Regions from separate parts of the Mus musculus genome. Here region 2 is linked to region 1. A link is a loop called in an ENCODE intact Hi-C map of the cell type or tissue named here. Cell type or tissue: heart. All regions are shown on one strand.

Evidence for each region. Hi-C counts contacts between places; a loop is a spot of excess contacts. Peaks named below come from ENCODE experiments on the same cell type or tissue, not always from the same donor. Only the 100,000 strongest peaks of a DNase experiment are listed, where the experiment ranks them.
Region 2: a loop joins it to region 1, with 3 times the contacts of the local background. A loop is called at or near these places in 4 of 42 quality-filtered maps.

Annotation. Positions count from the first base shown.
Region 1 is chr3:153,654,271-153,662,270 of GRCm38, reverse strand. All of the region lies in intron 1 of St6galnac3 (ST6 (alpha-N-acetyl-neuraminyl-2,3-beta-galactosyl-1,3)-N-acetylgalactosaminide alpha-2,6-sialyltransferase 3), which reads left to right. Among named protein-coding and RNA genes, the nearest start is that of Gm52633, 63 kb to the right of the region's middle. In heart, a CTCF peak has its summit at 3,687 (motif pointing left); no DNase peak of the experiment used is centred here; H3K27ac peaks cover 1,891 bases; H3K27me3 peaks cover 295 bases.
Region 2 is chr3:152,960,760-152,968,759 of GRCm38, reverse strand. The region is part of intron 2 of St6galnac5 (ST6 (alpha-N-acetyl-neuraminyl-2,3-beta-galactosyl-1,3)-N-acetylgalactosaminide alpha-2,6-sialyltransferase 5); the gene reads left to right. The region is part of intron 2 of Gm46830 (a long non-coding RNA gene); the gene reads right to left. Among named protein-coding and RNA genes, the nearest start is that of St6galnac5, 17 kb to the left of the region's middle. In heart, no CTCF peak of the experiment used is centred here; no DNase peak of the experiment used is centred here.

The DNA.
Region 1 (8,000 bases):
GAGAATTTAACCTTGGTGGGAATTATGTCCCAGAACCCTGCAGTTTCTGTGAATCTCAGACGCTAGGTAACGAATGGCACTGACTTGTGACTCATGCTGACAGGTTGTGATGTTTGCAGGAGGCAGCTGGCTCCTTTCCTGGCATCCGGAGGCACCGAGGCTCCCTGCCAAGGTGGATGGGCATGGCATTGTTGGATTTCCAGCTCCCACCAGTGCAGAGCTGAGCCTCTCGGGCTTCACGCTGCTGAAAGCTTTCCTGCATTTTCTTTGTGCTTTTTCCTCCACACAAACCACCTCTGAGTCCACCTGGGCTGCAGAGGGGACACAGGTGGCAGCAGGTGGAGTTGGGGGTGGTGCATCTCCAGGGAAGCCAGAGGTCAAACCAAAACTACTTATTGAGCTGATGGGACCAGTCTTCATCTACCAACCATGGGACCCCATGTTAGGCTTTGGAAAGTGGCTCCTTATCTTGCTCCCCCAAATGTGGGGCTCGAGCCAGTAGCATGGCACCTCCAGGTACCTGGGTACAAACATGGGACCCCGGCACACTGTGACAATGCCCTGAGAGAAACGGCCGAGTCTGTGAGCTAGAGAACAAGTTCTGTGGGCATTGTGAAAACCGGCCCAATGCAGAGTTGCACAGATTCCAAGAGACACGAGAGTTTGGACCCTCGTAAGCCATCAACCTCTCCCAGGGTGGATCAGAAAAGGCTTTCCTTTTGGCATTTCTATTAACTTAGTAGAGGCTGTCTCATGTAGCCAAGGCTGGCCTTGAATTGACTCTGTAGCCAAGGATGTCCTTGAACTTCTAATCCTCCTGCCTCATCCACTGTGTGCTGGGATTTCTATCATGTACATCCACACTTGGATTTGAGGTTTTTGCTTTTAGACTGTCTGCTTGAAAAATGATTGACTTGTGAGCCTGCTGCCTGGTTAGGGAGTGGCATTGGAAACCCTGTGTAAGATAAGTTGGTAAATCAGTGAGATGCGGGTTTCTAGATCTTACCTTTTTGTTTGTTTGTTTGTTTGTTTGTTTTAAAGGGATGGACATCCAAAAGCTGTCACGGTGATCTAATAGATGCAGACTGCTAAGCAGCCAGGCAAATAGAAGCCTGAGTGTTGAGGCACAGGGTGCTGTTGTGTGTCTGTGTGCATGGGCACAGGGTATTCGTTGTGAGTTCCCTGAAGGTGGCCCAACTTTTCAGTGAGACGTTCCTGAGTCTTAGAGGATTCCTGGCATCCTGTCCTCTTTGACTTCAATGGCTCCTCCCCTCCCGCCTCCCTCCTCATGTCCTGTGATGTTCACCCCAAACAAATTGGTCATAAAAGAGTGGAATATGCAGGGTCGGGAAGAATCAAATGTGGTTTTGTTTGTTTATCTGCAGGACGATTGAGAAACTTTTAAATGTTTCCAAAGAGGGGTTGTCTCATTCCTAAACTTATTCCCAGTAGAACTCCTCAGGATATAACCACACAGAGCAGGGTTCCGCAAGACATGCATCCCTCCTCCTCCTCTTCCTCCTTTTCCTCCTCTTCCTCCTTTTCCTCCTCCTCCTCCTTTTCCTCCTCCTCTTCTTCCTCCTCCTCCTCTTCTTCCTCTTCTTCCTTCTTTTCCTCCCCCTCCTCATTTCCTCCTCTTCTTCCTCTTCCTCCTCCTCCCCTCTTCCTCCTGTTCTTCCTCTTCCTCCTCCCCTCCTCCTCCTTTTTTCTGTTCTTCCTCCTCCCCCTCCTTCCCTTCCTCTTCCTCTTCCTCTTCCCCTCTTCCCCTTCCCCCTCCTCTCCCTCCTCCTCCTCCTCCTCCAGCCTCTGATCCCCTTTCTGTCCCATACGGGGTCTTATGCATCCGAAGATGAATCACCCCAGCTGGAGCTAACCTGATGGCTCCCTTTTTCTGCCCTGCCTCTCACAGACATTTCTCAGAGAAGCTCCCTTGGCTCAGTGATGTCTGTGAATCAAGTCTGGCATCCTTGAGCTCATACTCAAGACCCTGTTCTTAGAACAACTTGCTACGGTGTTTCCTAGGTCCCAACTCTCAGTGTTAAACTGTAGCCGCTCCTACCACCATGCTCCACTGGCCCAGCCTGCTGTCTTGCCCACTGATCTGGTCCTGCTGTGGGGCACCTAGGATGACCGATGCTTCAGATGTAGGCTGAGTGAGTGAGCTCACCCGCTGCCTCTGCTCAGGCTCAGGCCTTGCTCTGCTCCTGCCCCCTCTTTCGTTCACCCCTCACCCGTCACCATCTCCCTCTGCCCATCAGAGTCCAACTCTCTAAGAAGCCGTTCTCCCTGGAAGCCTCCTCTAATCGCGACCTCCCCGTGGCTGCTGTTTGTACCAACTTTCACAGTAAGTGCATTCTGTGGTGAGGTTTCTTTTCAGCTGAAAGGGATAATGGAAGATTCCTGTTCGCCTCTTCGCTCACCATGGAGCCTGCTCAGAAAACTACAGCAAACAGAACAGACCCAGCATGTTCTTTCAGCCAGCCAGCTTGGCGGGCGTCTCAGGCTGACAGTGGACTGAGTGGACTGTGCTGAGGCCTCTGTTCCACTTCTTCACGAGCCTTGTGGCGGGGCCTCCTATACTCCAGGGGCTGTTGCTGGGATTTTTATTTCTCTGAAGTTTGTTTCCTTTTCTAAGTACAGTTCTTTGGTAACAAAGGTCCATCACATTAGTAATATGCTCTGGGGATGAATTCCGCCCCGTATGTTCGCAAGGTAAGCATCGTCCTGACTGGGCTAGCCCTTCTTGCCCTGCCTGATCTGCATCCTCTCTGTTCTCCACTTGTCACCTGTGGCTACCTAGGCTGTAGCAGGCAGGCTTGTGCAAGTGTCGTCCACATATTATAACTGACCCGGTCATAGGGAGCTCCAGGACTTGTCTGGTGTGCTGAGTGACATTTGCTGAGGGACACAGCAAGAGGCTAAAGAACAAGGGTCTGTCTGCGGGCTGGAGCTAGCCTGAGATGCTTGCTCTCACGAGTGAGGTGCTGCATGGTGAAAGGGTGACCTACCCGTGCAGCTACAGTGGCAGGACAGTGTGGCACACTGCATTTGGGCTGGGTTGTCTCAGGTCTGACAGCTCCACTGATCCAACGCTTTCTTACAGACTCCCTTTAAGAGCCTCTTTGTGGTTCCTGTCAGGATGGCTCCATCAGTCACCAGCCTGGTGAGCTGCTTTTATGCCCAGTTTCTGGTGTGAAAGCCATGATTCTTTCAAGTTAGCCTCAACGTTCCTCTTTAACCTTTCCCACTCTGTTCCAGCTTACATTCCCCCCTTAATGGTGTTAGGCAAGGCCGACGGCAGACATCAGGCTCCCCACTCTTACCTGTGAGCAGGGCTGGCCATGAGGTTTCTTCATCCTCAGCCTGGGTTGGGTCTTCTTCCCTAATTGCTTTCTGCCGTCTTCCCAGGCACACCTGCCTTAGTGTATCCCTAAGGTGTTAGCCTGTTTACTCTCTTCCACATCCATGGCGTGGTGGATGTAGTGGGGACTGCTGTCAGCTTCCATTGTACAGCCACAGTGGCCTTGCCCTCTGTTCAGTGTATGCGTTGGCAGGGCACTGAGACCTTCCCTTAGGTGTGAATTTGCGTATCTGTAGACTGCATTCACTCGCAACGTGAGTCTCACTTCTGAGTTATCTGGAGGATGTTAATGAAGGGTTTCAGGTGCAGAGGTACGTGTGGTGGCCTCTAGTGGTGGCTGCTCGGTGCAGCAGGTTGGGGGCCAGTAGCTGTGTGGTTGTTTGAGACAGCCCGTGACACATATAGAGCGAGTCTTTCCACCTCAGCCGATGCTCACAGGCACGCCCAGAAGTGTGTTTCCTAGGCGGCTTCAGAGACGCCCCAGCTCTCCGCTTACACCGGACAGAGGATGCCAGGCTCCGTGTTCCTGTGAATTTGGCTTCTTTTTACCAGAGATAATCGAAGTTGGTCGAGCAGTTGTTCCCTTAGCACCACTGTCAGGGAGCACTGACATTTCAGGTCCGTGGACTGTGAAAGCGCAGGTTCAAAGGCCTGCGTCAGCCACCTTGGACTTGGCCTGCTTTCTCATGACATTAGCCTTTGGCCCTTTCTAAGAGAGAAGTGGCACTAGTGGTCCCTAGCACACAGAGCAGGTGACAGAGTAGTGTCACTTTTCATCGCTGAGAGCCACCAGGAATCAGCCAGAGCTTCAGAGCCGTATTAAAATGAGGCTTTCCCCCTAAGGTTGCTTTGGGGTCAGCTCTGGACAGAAATGAACTAGTTCTTGTGTTACAGAGTGGATTGCTAGAAAGCCATGCTGTCTCTATTTCAATCTGGATTTCTTCCAAAGGATTCTAGTTCAAGAGCCTGCTGTGGGCGATAGTACCAGAAAACTGTATAGAGAGGAGTGGGACAGAAGACCAGAGAGGGTGTGTTCCGGACCAGCAATCCTTGCAGCAGCAGACCCTGCTGAGGATTGGAACTCCACTCTGTCCAGGCAGGTGGAAGCCTCTGGGTTATCCTGCCTTGTGGGTGCAGGCTTCACCAGCCTAGAGCCTCTGAGATGGGCAGAGGCACCCACATAACAGAAACTGAGGACATTAGAGTGGAACACTCAGCCCTCTGCCACATTCCTGAGGCCATGAGCTATGAGGGCCCTAGACAGGTGATCCGTGAGGCCAGTGAGACCAGACCTCAGAAGGGAAGCTGGTGCCTCACCACTGGTCAGTTGCTGAGCTGAGGTGACAAGTCAGACCTCCTGACTACGGTTGTAGCCCTCTTTCCAATCGTTACTCAGAACAGAAATGTAGATCCACTGTGACTTATGAGGCAGACTGGATTTGATTCATGGAGCAATGCTTTCCCTTCCACCGTGGGCTCCTTTGTCTTTCTCTGAGTGAAAAATTGTCAGAGGATTAAATCCTCTTTGAGAGCCACAGAAAGAGAAAAAAAATGGCAGAGTGCGTAAATAATGTCTCTTGAGAAGCTCATATTTTTGGAGGTATTTGCTATTCATGTCTATTTGGCATTGTTGTGTCTTAAGTGTTTACTTGGGCTTCTGGCATTTTGATTTTCCAAGGAAGCTTGGAGTCCATGCCAGAGCAGCCTGAGAGCCATTGTCTCATCCGTGGCTCATTAAGGGCAATGCTATTCAGGATGCTGTGGTCCGGGGCTAAGTTGGGAGAGCACAGCCTCTAGACACTTCATTTAGATGCAAGCCAAGGTTGTTTGTAGAGCAGGTGAGCTCCTTTGTAGATTCAGAGAGGCTCACAGTCCTTTGCGGTTCTCAGTGTGGAGCCTCTGTGTAGCCCGCAGGGTAGACAGTGAGGCTTCTGTGGAGTCTACACTAGGAAGGCACACAGGATGGTGTTGCTCATGGGTCAAACAGACGAGCCCTGTGATTGGGAACAGTTCTTAACCTGTGAGACTGGAAGCCTGGTCAGCCATCTTGTGTCTAGTCATGGCATTTGCTGGTTTGCCATGTCTGCTGGAAGCTCTGGAGGGTCTACCCGATCCTGGTCTGATTCTTAAATGGTTTCTGGATTTTCAGTTCTGTCTTCTTTCTCTGATGCACCTGGAGCCCAAAGGGGAAAGTCTGTGAGCCATCATGACCCTTTGGGAAAGGGACGTTGGTCTCAGAAAAGTTGTCTAAACGGTGCTTTGGAATTCTCAGAAGGGAGGGCCTGGGTCTTAAGATAACGTACATTCTGCAGACACTGGATGCTACTTCTGCCCTGGAATGGAAAGAATATTTCAGCCTTTTCTTAGAGGTGGTTTCTAGTGTCTCTTTCCTTGGGTCTTCTGTAATTGATATGCCAGGACATCAAGCTTTTTCATTTACCTCTCTGGTTAGTGCAGAGCGATAGTGCATCATTTCTTTTGTGAAAAAGAGAAATGATCCTTTTAAAAAATCGTGTGTACAGGATATGCAGGCATGCTTCTTCTAGGTGTGCGTGTGAAGGTCAGAGGGCAGCTCTTGGGAATTGTTTTTTTCCTTCTGTCGCATGGGTTCCAGGTGTGGATCTCAGGTTATCAAGTCAACTCACTGGCACATAACGCAGCCAACCGCCTTCCTTTAATTTGCATTTCTTCGACTGTCTTTGGGGTTGTCTTCTCTGCTGGCCCTTTGGCTGTCACAGGAATAGCTGAAACTAAGTTGCATCTTCCACATTTCTACCTCTCTAGGGCTTGAAAACACATGGGCTTGCCAGAGAGCGTCTGTGAATTAGAATCACAGCATCCCAAGAGCCTGCACGGGGAAGGGATCCAGCCAGGTGTACTCCACATTCATTTTAATAAAACTTGGGGTGGGGCTCCTCTTGTCTTACCCTGTCGTCACAGAGCACCCTGGTTTTACTGTTGATGCGGCTTCTGTCTCATCACTTACCCGAATAAATAATTTACATGTGAAAACTGGTGGCTTTGTTTGGATTAAAAAAAAATTTGGATTTAAAAAAAAAAATTTGTCTTGTAGTGACCTAGACAGGGCATGGTGAGTCGTGTTCCATGTCCTCTTTGTTCTGTTGTCCTGTTCTGTTGTGTGGGAGGCTGACTTTCAGGAAATATATGTATGCATGCATCCACCCACCACCTATCTGTCTGTCTGTCTGTCTATCTATCTATCTATCTATCTATCTATCTATCTATCTAATCTCTTTGTCCTCCAAAGACGGGGTGGCCCTCAGAAATGAGCAACTCTTTGCCATTTTGGTGTGTTCCGTAAAGACTTTCGACCTGGTGTCAAGAGTCGTTGAGGTCCCGATCAATGTCACTGGGGCAGCAGCTTGTGGTCTTCTGTCAAAGGTGACTGCTCATAAGAAGGGAAACAGAACCTGGACCTGTCTGGCCGAGGATAGATTTGTCCATTTCCCGCTGGAATTTTCTGTACTTACAAGGATGGTTTCCTCTGTCGGGCCACCAAGAATGTGAAGAGGAGAAAACTCCCAACTTAATATCCTTAATAGTCACAGGGTTGCTTGCAGTTCTCAGTCCTTACCACAAGAGGGCACTCTCGTCACTCTTAAAGTCATACTTTTGGTACAAACTGGGATTTTGTTTTAGCACAAGTCCCCAAAGTGGGATGCATTTTAAGAACCATCTCTGCACCCCAGCTCCTGCCGTGAAGGAATTCCAGTAACATAAGGACACTCTCCAGCACACTCGGGCTGAGCATAGCGACGCCTAAAAGTGTTGTAAGTTATGCACGTTTTTGTTTAAGCATCCCCAATGAGAGAAGAGCCTACTCCTGGAGCTCTCCTTGGGCAAGCTGTCCATCCAGCCCGCTCCTTCCACTGCACACACTCCTGGCTTAGAATCCATGGAGAATGCTCCCCTGAGGTATGACAAGAGGTGACCGGAAGGGGAGCAGTACTTTCTTTGTTCTCTGGCGGGGAGATTGAGGGAAGGGGTTGGTGTGAGTCACCTGACAGGAGTTTCCATGTAGTGAGAGTTTAAGTTTACCTGACTGAAGAGCGACAGTTTAGTAAAAACACCTGTGATGGTTTGTATATGCTTGGCCCAGGGAGTGGCACTATTAGGTGTGGTCTTGTTGGAGTAGGTGTGTCACTGTGGGTGTGGGCTTAAGACCTACCTGGCAGTCATTCTTCCACTAGCAGTCTTCAGGTGAAGACGTAGAACTCTCAGCTCCTCCTGCACCATGACTGCCTGGATGCTGCCATGCTCTTGCTTTGCGGATAATGGACTGAACCTCTGAACCTATAAGCCAGCCCCAATTAAATGTTGGTGTTAGAAGAATTGCCTTGGTCATGGTGCCTGTTCACAGCAGTAAAACCCTAACTAAGACAGCACCTATTTGCCTTCAGGGCTTTTGGATCACCTGCTGCTGTTGTGTGGAGGGCTGGTCAGGCATTTGGGAGACCGTTTCTCCGTTGGAGTTTGTCTGAGACCTTTCTCGTGAGTAGATGGGGAAATGGATGTTCGAGAGGAAGACTGTAGGTAGAGCAGGATCGACCTCTGATCGCATCCTATCAGGGTCTCCGCTATCGGTGTGATTTTTCATTTCTGGGATCACCCTTGTCAC
Region 2 (8,000 bases), 690 kb after region 1:
TGTGGTACAACTCTACTGTATAGACCTGTTGGGTATGAAGCATTTATGGCTCTGCTAGAAGGGCAGATACAACTCTACTGTATAGACCTGTGGGGCACTTCTGGCTCTGCTATCAGCATCCAGTACCTTAAGGGGCACAGTGGTCGCTTTTGTCATCACGGTGATCAAATAATCTGACATAACACTTTGAAGAGGAAGAGGGGACATGGATCATCGTGGCAGGGAAGATGGCAGCAGGAAGCTCCGCTGGAGAGGGAAGGAGCCTGGTCTGCTATTCCTGGCCTCCCCCACACCTCAGCGGAATTGGGAAGCAGAAAGCTGACAGAAAATGGGGCAGGGATGTAGATCTCAAGCCCGGTGACCAACATCCAAAGGTAGAGCAAGCCTGCGGGGAACGTTTGATATTCAAACCATAGCAGGCGGAGTTCATATGGCCTATCCCCTCTGAAAGTCCCTAACTCTTAACCGATGGCACTGGCAAGGTTACTATAATTAGGTACAGGGACCCAAAATAAAGACCAGAGGGAAGAAGAGTGCCAGCTCCTTCCCTGTGAGCAGAGGCTCTGCAGTCCTTCGGAACTCTTCATCGGGCTCTAGAAAGCTCAGTCAGGCTGTCTTGGGTAGACACTGAATGATCTGTGAGGGATCAGGAGCTTTCTGTTATTACATATTACATCATTACATCATTGCATATGAACCAATAGCCTGTTTGCGAATAGAATATCAATAAGCTAAAGGATCCGAGAGTGACCAGGCCCCAGAGTGACTGTGGTCTACAGTGAGCCCCAAACCCCTGGGGGATGACAACCTCAGCATTGACTGATCTGCTAGTCAAAGGCCATTTGTAACTATGGAGACGGGCTCTGTGTGCTACCCAGACACTTACCTGCGCTCTTGTACATGACCTACTTTCCTCTTCTTTCCTTTTGCTTTTAGAGACAAAGTCTCATTAGTTAGCCTAGGCTAGCCCTGAACTTGCAACCCCTGTATCTACTCTTAGAGTGCAGAGATGGGAAATGTGCGTCACTTTGTCCAGTGTAAAGGACGTTTTAGTTATTTACTTCCTTCCTTGGTATGGATGTTTTGCCTGCGTATATGTCTGTGCACCATATGTATGCCTGGTCCTATGGAAGGGAGAAGAGGGTGTTGGGCTGGAGTTAGGACTGGAGTTAACAGACAGTTGGGAACTGCCATGTGGGTGCTAGAAACCAAACCTGGGTGGGTCCTTTGGAAGAGAAGCCAGTGCTATTAACAGCTAAGTCATCTCTATGGGCCCTAAAGGGCTTTTCTTAGTGAATCCACAAAACAGTGAGACCTCTGGAAGGTCTCAAGGGTGGAGAGCAGCCAGGCGTTCCTCTATGCATTTCCTAGGTTTCTATGCCAACCTATGGACACACAAGCTCAACAGCAGTTCACCCAGACCTTTCTTGTAGACCACAGTACAGCACACAGAGTCCCTTCTGTTGGAAGCCATACACCAGGAAAAAGAACCAGGTTGCTTACTTTGAAAAAAAAAATGAACATCAGTCTTTTCCCTATAGTATATGTGGGTGTGCGTGGCAACGTGACAGAGGTAAAGAAAAACTAAGCCTTACTCATGAATTTCTCACTAAAACATAATTACCCTTGGTATTTTAGTACGCTTCCTTATGGAAGTCTTCATACCTATCACAATGTGCGTAGATGGTGCTCACTGATTCTTCGACGGATGGGATGACTTAATTCATTCAACAGCGTAAAACTAAAATACAGTCCAGGTAGTCTGGGCTGCTATGAAACCGAGCATTGACATTTCTGTTGAAGTCCCCTTGGCTGCCCTGGAAGGAATGTGTGTCCTTGACCACGCCTCTCTCTCATTGGCTGCCCTTGACCACGCCTCTCTCTCATTGGCTGCCCTTGACTACACCTCTCTCCCATTGGCTGCCCTTGACCACGCCTCTCTCCCATTGGCTGCCCTTGTCCACTCCTCTCTCCCATTGGCTGCCCTTGACCACGCCTCTCTCCCAGTGGCTGCCCTTGACCATGCCTCTCTCCCAGTGGCTGACTGCCCTCAGGCACTTTTCAGATGAGGCCGGTTCCTCCCTGCCTCCCTCTCACCCACCCATTTTGCCAACTGAAGAAATATTTAAATTTCATAAATCATCCTCAGTAATCCTTTCATCCCTCTTGACATTTTTCTTTAAATCTCACTAAGTGATGGGTATTTGGGGAACAGCCAGAAGTAGCCCCTCGTGTGGCACTTCCAGAACACTGATGGAGAGGAGGGGCCCAGTGGGGGTGGGATTGGATGGGTGAGGGGCTCTTGACATGCACAGCCTCCTATTTGCCTCTGTGGGCCAGGCTTCAGCCTTACCCATTCCGTAAAGACTGTAGCTCAAAACAGCCATCCACAGGAAGGGCAGACCTGCTTACTGGATATTATTTTGTTTCCTAGAAAGAAATTTCACAGCTCAACAATTTGTAACTCTCTTAATTAGTGACTCTTAATTAGTGACTTTTCTGGGTTGCTTATAGTCTGTGTAATTATATCTTTATGGGACAGTCTCAAAATGCATTGTTCTTCCCGTCCATGGGCAGAATAGGTCTGCCCTTAGAGCTCTGGCACCCCGCTCCCACACAGGATGAATGGCAGAGGACCAGCTAGCACAGCCTCGGGAACCGCACTTGCACTTGCCGGTGGGTGCTGCCTCTTCATTGCAGCCAGGCTTTTGTTTTCCAGGCCCTTTTTGTCCACTAGATTAAAGAGTTAAGGAATTCTCACCATTTTTTACCGTGTCGAGCAGTGAGTGCAGCTACTTATTTCCAAGGACTTTGTCCCTCCCTCCCTTAGTCCCTGGACACTCAGTTCTACTTCTGTCTCCATGGATAGGCCTAGTCTCCAGGTCCCAAGGAGGTTCTGCCTTCCCATGGCCAGAGGCAGAAGAGCAAAAGAGAGCAGGACTCCTTCATGAAGCCTTTGAGAGACACCTCGCCCCCACAGGGTAAAGTCAGGAAGGTGCTTTCACGGTTCCTTCACGCAGTAGCCTGTATCCTACCTTTGTGCTGTCTTAAGACCAATCACCTACTGTATGGCTGGGCCACTCGACGTTTTTCCAGCCCTCTTTTGATGGACATGGTTTGACAATGATGTTGCCTTGGAAACCAGTGTTCCCACCCTACATTTTCCCTCTCCTTTTTCTTCCCTCTCTCTAACTGCCGCAGAAGCACCTCATTCTCTGCTCCTCATAACTGACATGTACCATCAGAAGAGAAATCTAAAACTCCAAGAGAAGCTAATTATTGTTCTATTTTCTTTGTCTAAAGATCATATTAACATTTTGAAAGTGTAAAAAAGAAAAAAAAAAGAAAGAAAATGTCCCCAAATCTCACCACTTGGAGATAAATAATGCCGTCATCTTGATCTATTTTTGCATTGGGTTCATGTCTAAGAACCGATATAAGCAGATGCGATTTTTCTCTTCTTATCTGGTTTTGAGATAGGCTTTCCTGTGTATCCCATACTGGCCTCGGACTCAGAGTACTCACGAAGTTTGGCACTGGAGTGGGGAGGAGCCTCAAAACAGCCCTCCCATGGCGAGGCAGTGCTGGGATCGCAGTGATAACAAGGTAGTGCTGGGATCGCAGTGATAACAAGGCAGTGCTGGGATCGCAGTGATAACAAGGCAGTGCTGGGATCGCAGTGATAACGAGGCAGTGCTGAGATCACAGTGATAACAAGGCAGTGCTGGGACCGCAGTGATAACGAGGCAGTGCTGGGATCGCAGTGATAACAAGGTAGTGCTGGGATCACAGTGATAACAAGGCAGTGCTGGGATCGCAGTGATAACAAGGCAGTGCTGGGATCGCAGTGATAACGAGGCAGTGCTGAGATCACAGTGATAACAAGGCAGTGCTGGGATCGCAGTGATAACAAGGTAGTGCTGGGATCGCAGTGATAACGAGGCAGTGCTGAGATCACAGTGATAACATGCTACATATGAGTTCCTAAGGGGGATGTGATGATCCTGTGTCCTGTTTTGCAGGTATAAAATTAGCCATTGGGGTTTCCTTTAGTTAGTGGTTGGTGTTTTCCTCCTTAGGAAACAAGTACTAGTGCCCCAACCCAAGGCCCATGGATGTTGAGCAAGTATCTACCCCCAAACTCACAAGCATCATATTATACATCTTATCTTAATGAAGCTTTAATCACTAATCAAAATTCTAAGAGCAGGAGAGTTATTCTGATCAAAGCCAGAAGTGGATAGGTCAGATGAAAACTTTAAAAATTGAAAATCTGTCCTAAACAAAGATACAACTCCTAGGGAATAAAAGCAATTAGAAAGTTCATGGACTTCCATGTATACTTTTGTGTGGGCTTTTCAAGTAATAGGGGCAGGCCTGGACACACGTGGGAAGAAAAAGATAGATTAAAGACTGCAGCATAGCAAAAGCCCAGCAGCTAAGGGCTGAAGACATAGTTGTGTGGTAGGTACTTGTGTGCTTGTTTTGAGACAAGGTCTTATGTAGCCCAAGCTGTCCTAGAACTCACTATGTAGCTAAGGGTGGCCTCCAACTCATGGTCCTCTGCTCGCTCTCTCCCCAGTGCTGAGTTATGGGTGTATGTCCACTATGCCTGCAGAAATTGTACAACTTTTAACAACAGGTCTCCCTCTGCCCTTCCCCTTAATTACCTCAGTCTTCGGTGAATGCCACCCCTAGACCGCCCCCCCCACCCACACACACACAGACACAGACACACACACACACAGACACACACACACAGTTCAACCTCTTCAGATTCCAGATTGTGAGCCTCACATCGTGTGGTAACTCAGGAGCTAAGCTGTGGAGGGGAGAGGAGGAACTAGGGGAAAAAGACACAGCCCTTCAAGGCATAGCTACAATGTTGTGCTTCCTCCAACCAGGCTCTGCCCCACTTTCCCACCATTTCATTACGCTCCAGTTATGAACGCACCAATGGGACAATCCATGAGTGAGATCAGAGCCAACATTATCCGACTGCTGTCCTGAAAGTCCCCTGAACATAGCTGTACTCAGGGCCAGACTTCTGTTGTTTGCTTGCTTGTTTTGTTTCTTTCTTTAAAAACAAAAACAAAAATCTTTTCATTGATTCTTTGTGAGTTTCCCATCATGCACCCCAGCCCCCCTTATCTCCCCTCGTATCTGCTCTCTGCCCTTGCAAATCCTCCAAACTAAAGAACACATGTACAAAACAAAACAGAGGATAGAAAACATCTCGTCCTGGAAGCTGTAGTGTGTCACGGTGTGTACCACAGTATGCCCCTGTCCACACATCTTCACCCCCATGAGCCGTTGGCCTGATGAGAGCTCTCTAGCTTCTGTGACACCACCAGTATTGGCCTCTCACCTGTACTCTTCCAGTTATCCTGTTGTCGACCTATGCCATTGAGAGCCTGCTGTTCCGCATCAGCAGGACCTTTCACAACACGAGTTTTGAGAGGACATTTTAGATCCAAACCATGACACACATATCAATTAATAAATGCCTGTCCTCCTTCCGGGTAATTCAGACCTTAGAAGTTTAACTCTGGTCAATTTGAATATCAGTCTGGCAGGAATTTAGTGCAATAACCGCTGAGCCATCTCTGCATTCCTTGAATATTTATTGTTGAGATCCTCTGAAGCAGGGTCCCTTCCCTGAACCTGGGACTCTTGTTTTCTCATCTCAGCTGAAAGCCAGCAAGTTCCCAGTATCCCCCTGCAGCCAGGATTACAGGCACCTGTCAGACATCACAGCTGTGTGCGAGCTGGGATCCACACTGCAGACATCACAGTCCTGTGCATGCCGGGATCCACACTCAGGCCTCATGGCTACACTGCAAGCACACTTGACTGCTGAGCCATCTCTCTGGCCCCAGGATTATTTATTTATTGATGAGTTAAAAATCTTTACATATTGTGGATACAAGTTACATATAAGGTTATATGATTTGCTAATTATTCTCTCTTGTATGTAGACTGTACTTTTATTTCTTGGTATCTTTTCGATCACAAAGTTTTTAGGTTTAATAATAATTGATCTATTTTTTCATTTCTCACTGATAATTTTAGTGTTAGATTTAATAACTATCACCTAATCCAGTGTTGTGCCAAATGACTGGGAGTTTTACAGTCTTAGCTTCTTAGAGTAAGGCCCAGGATCCATTTTAAGTTAGCTGCATTTATGATGTGCATGGAGTTTCCTTTGTGCAACTCCCCAGTTTTCCAGCATTGTTTGTGAAAGGCTGACCCCTCCTTATTTCATCGTTTTGGCACTCTCATCTGAAGTAACTTACAGATATAACACAGAGAGAAGTAGGTGGGTCAGTAGATAGAAATGGGGTGACAGAGAAAAATACTTATCCCATCAGCAGCCCCACCCGGGGTCAGAAATCCGTGTGTGCTTGAGGCTCGCCTGCACTCTGGTTATCCCCAGCAATGGGACAGAACAACAAGCTGAAATTTTCCAAAGTTCTTATGAAGATGCTTTCTCACTGACAGTGTCTTGTTTATTTACACAGACTAAGAAAGGTTTGTACACTGTTGAGTAAGGAGTACAAATGTTGTAAAATTCCTCACCTCTCTCTGAGATCACGTCCCCAGGATCCTTGATTTCACAACCAGATGTCTGACAGTTTCACAAACAACAGCTGCCATGAGAGTGTTACTACGGACAAAAACAGACTCTTGTCTCCACGCGGCGCTGCTGCGTGGCTCAGGGCCGCTTTGGTGTTTGGTGTGGTTCTTCAAAGATAGCGTTTGCTGTTAGGAGCAACACCTTCAGGTAGATGTGCTGTAGAAAGAGCCATATTTGGGACTGTTTCCCACCTTAGTCACAGAAATGGTCTGTTTACTCAGAGAGTAAATTTATTCACTATTTCTTGTACTCAGTGAGGATAAATCTGGTATGGGAGGCTCATCTTTGTATGCATTGGTGAATAGGAACAGAATAAAAGTGTTCCTCACACTTCTGATGATTATGGGATGATAGACAGACAGACAGACAATGGGAGTATACATGTCTGTGTGGGTGCGTGTGTGAATGTGCATATGTGTGACTGTATTTTGCGCATATATGTGAGTGTGTGTGTGTGGAGGCCAGAGGCCAACCTTGAGTGTTATTCCTCAGGTGATATCCACCCAGTTATCTTTAAGATTATTCTGTATTGCTTTTTATGTATAGGTCTGGGTATGTACAAGTCAGAGCAGGTATGCATGGAGATGTGCATCATCAGATCTCCTGAGCTGGAGTTAGATAGTCAAGAGCTACCTGATGTGGGCACCAGGACCCAAACCCAGTCCTCTGGAAAAGGAGCAAGTCAGGGGTAACCCTGACTTATCTCTCCAGCCTGTGTCCCCTTTGAGACATGAGCTCCCATTGGCCTGCAGCTCATGGAATCGGTGAGGCTGTCTGGCTTGGTGAGGCTGTCTGGCTTGGTGAGGCTGTCTGGCTTGGTGAAGCTGTCTGGCTTGGTGAAGCTGTCCGGCTTGGTGAGGCTGTTGTCTGGCTACCAAGCCTCTTCAGCACTGGCAATCCCAGCATGCACCACTGAGCCCAAGGCTTGTCCATCAGATATGAGGACTGAACTCAAGTCCTCATGACTGCAGAGAGGACATGATGGCCAGTCCACCTTCCTGCACTAAAATGACTAGGAAATATTCCACCCGAATTGATGTGATTCCTCTGTGAAGCCTGCAAGCATGAGGCAGAGCACAGAAGCCATGTCTGAGGAACACACGCTGCCTGTGCTTCTTAAGAAGGAACGCCACTTGCAACTCATACAGAATAAATGCAGGAGAGAGCTCTTTAGGCAGCAAAGGAAGCAACATAAAGTAAACATGGTGGGCATGCACGCACAATCAAATCACTCTCGTTATTTTTTTTTAACCTCAATCTGTGCAGTTTTGCAAAGAAAGGAGAGGGGATTTAATGTGCAATTTGGTAGTAAATGCCGCTGGCTGCTTCATGGGCAGTTCCCCCGGAATGAATTAGCGCGTGT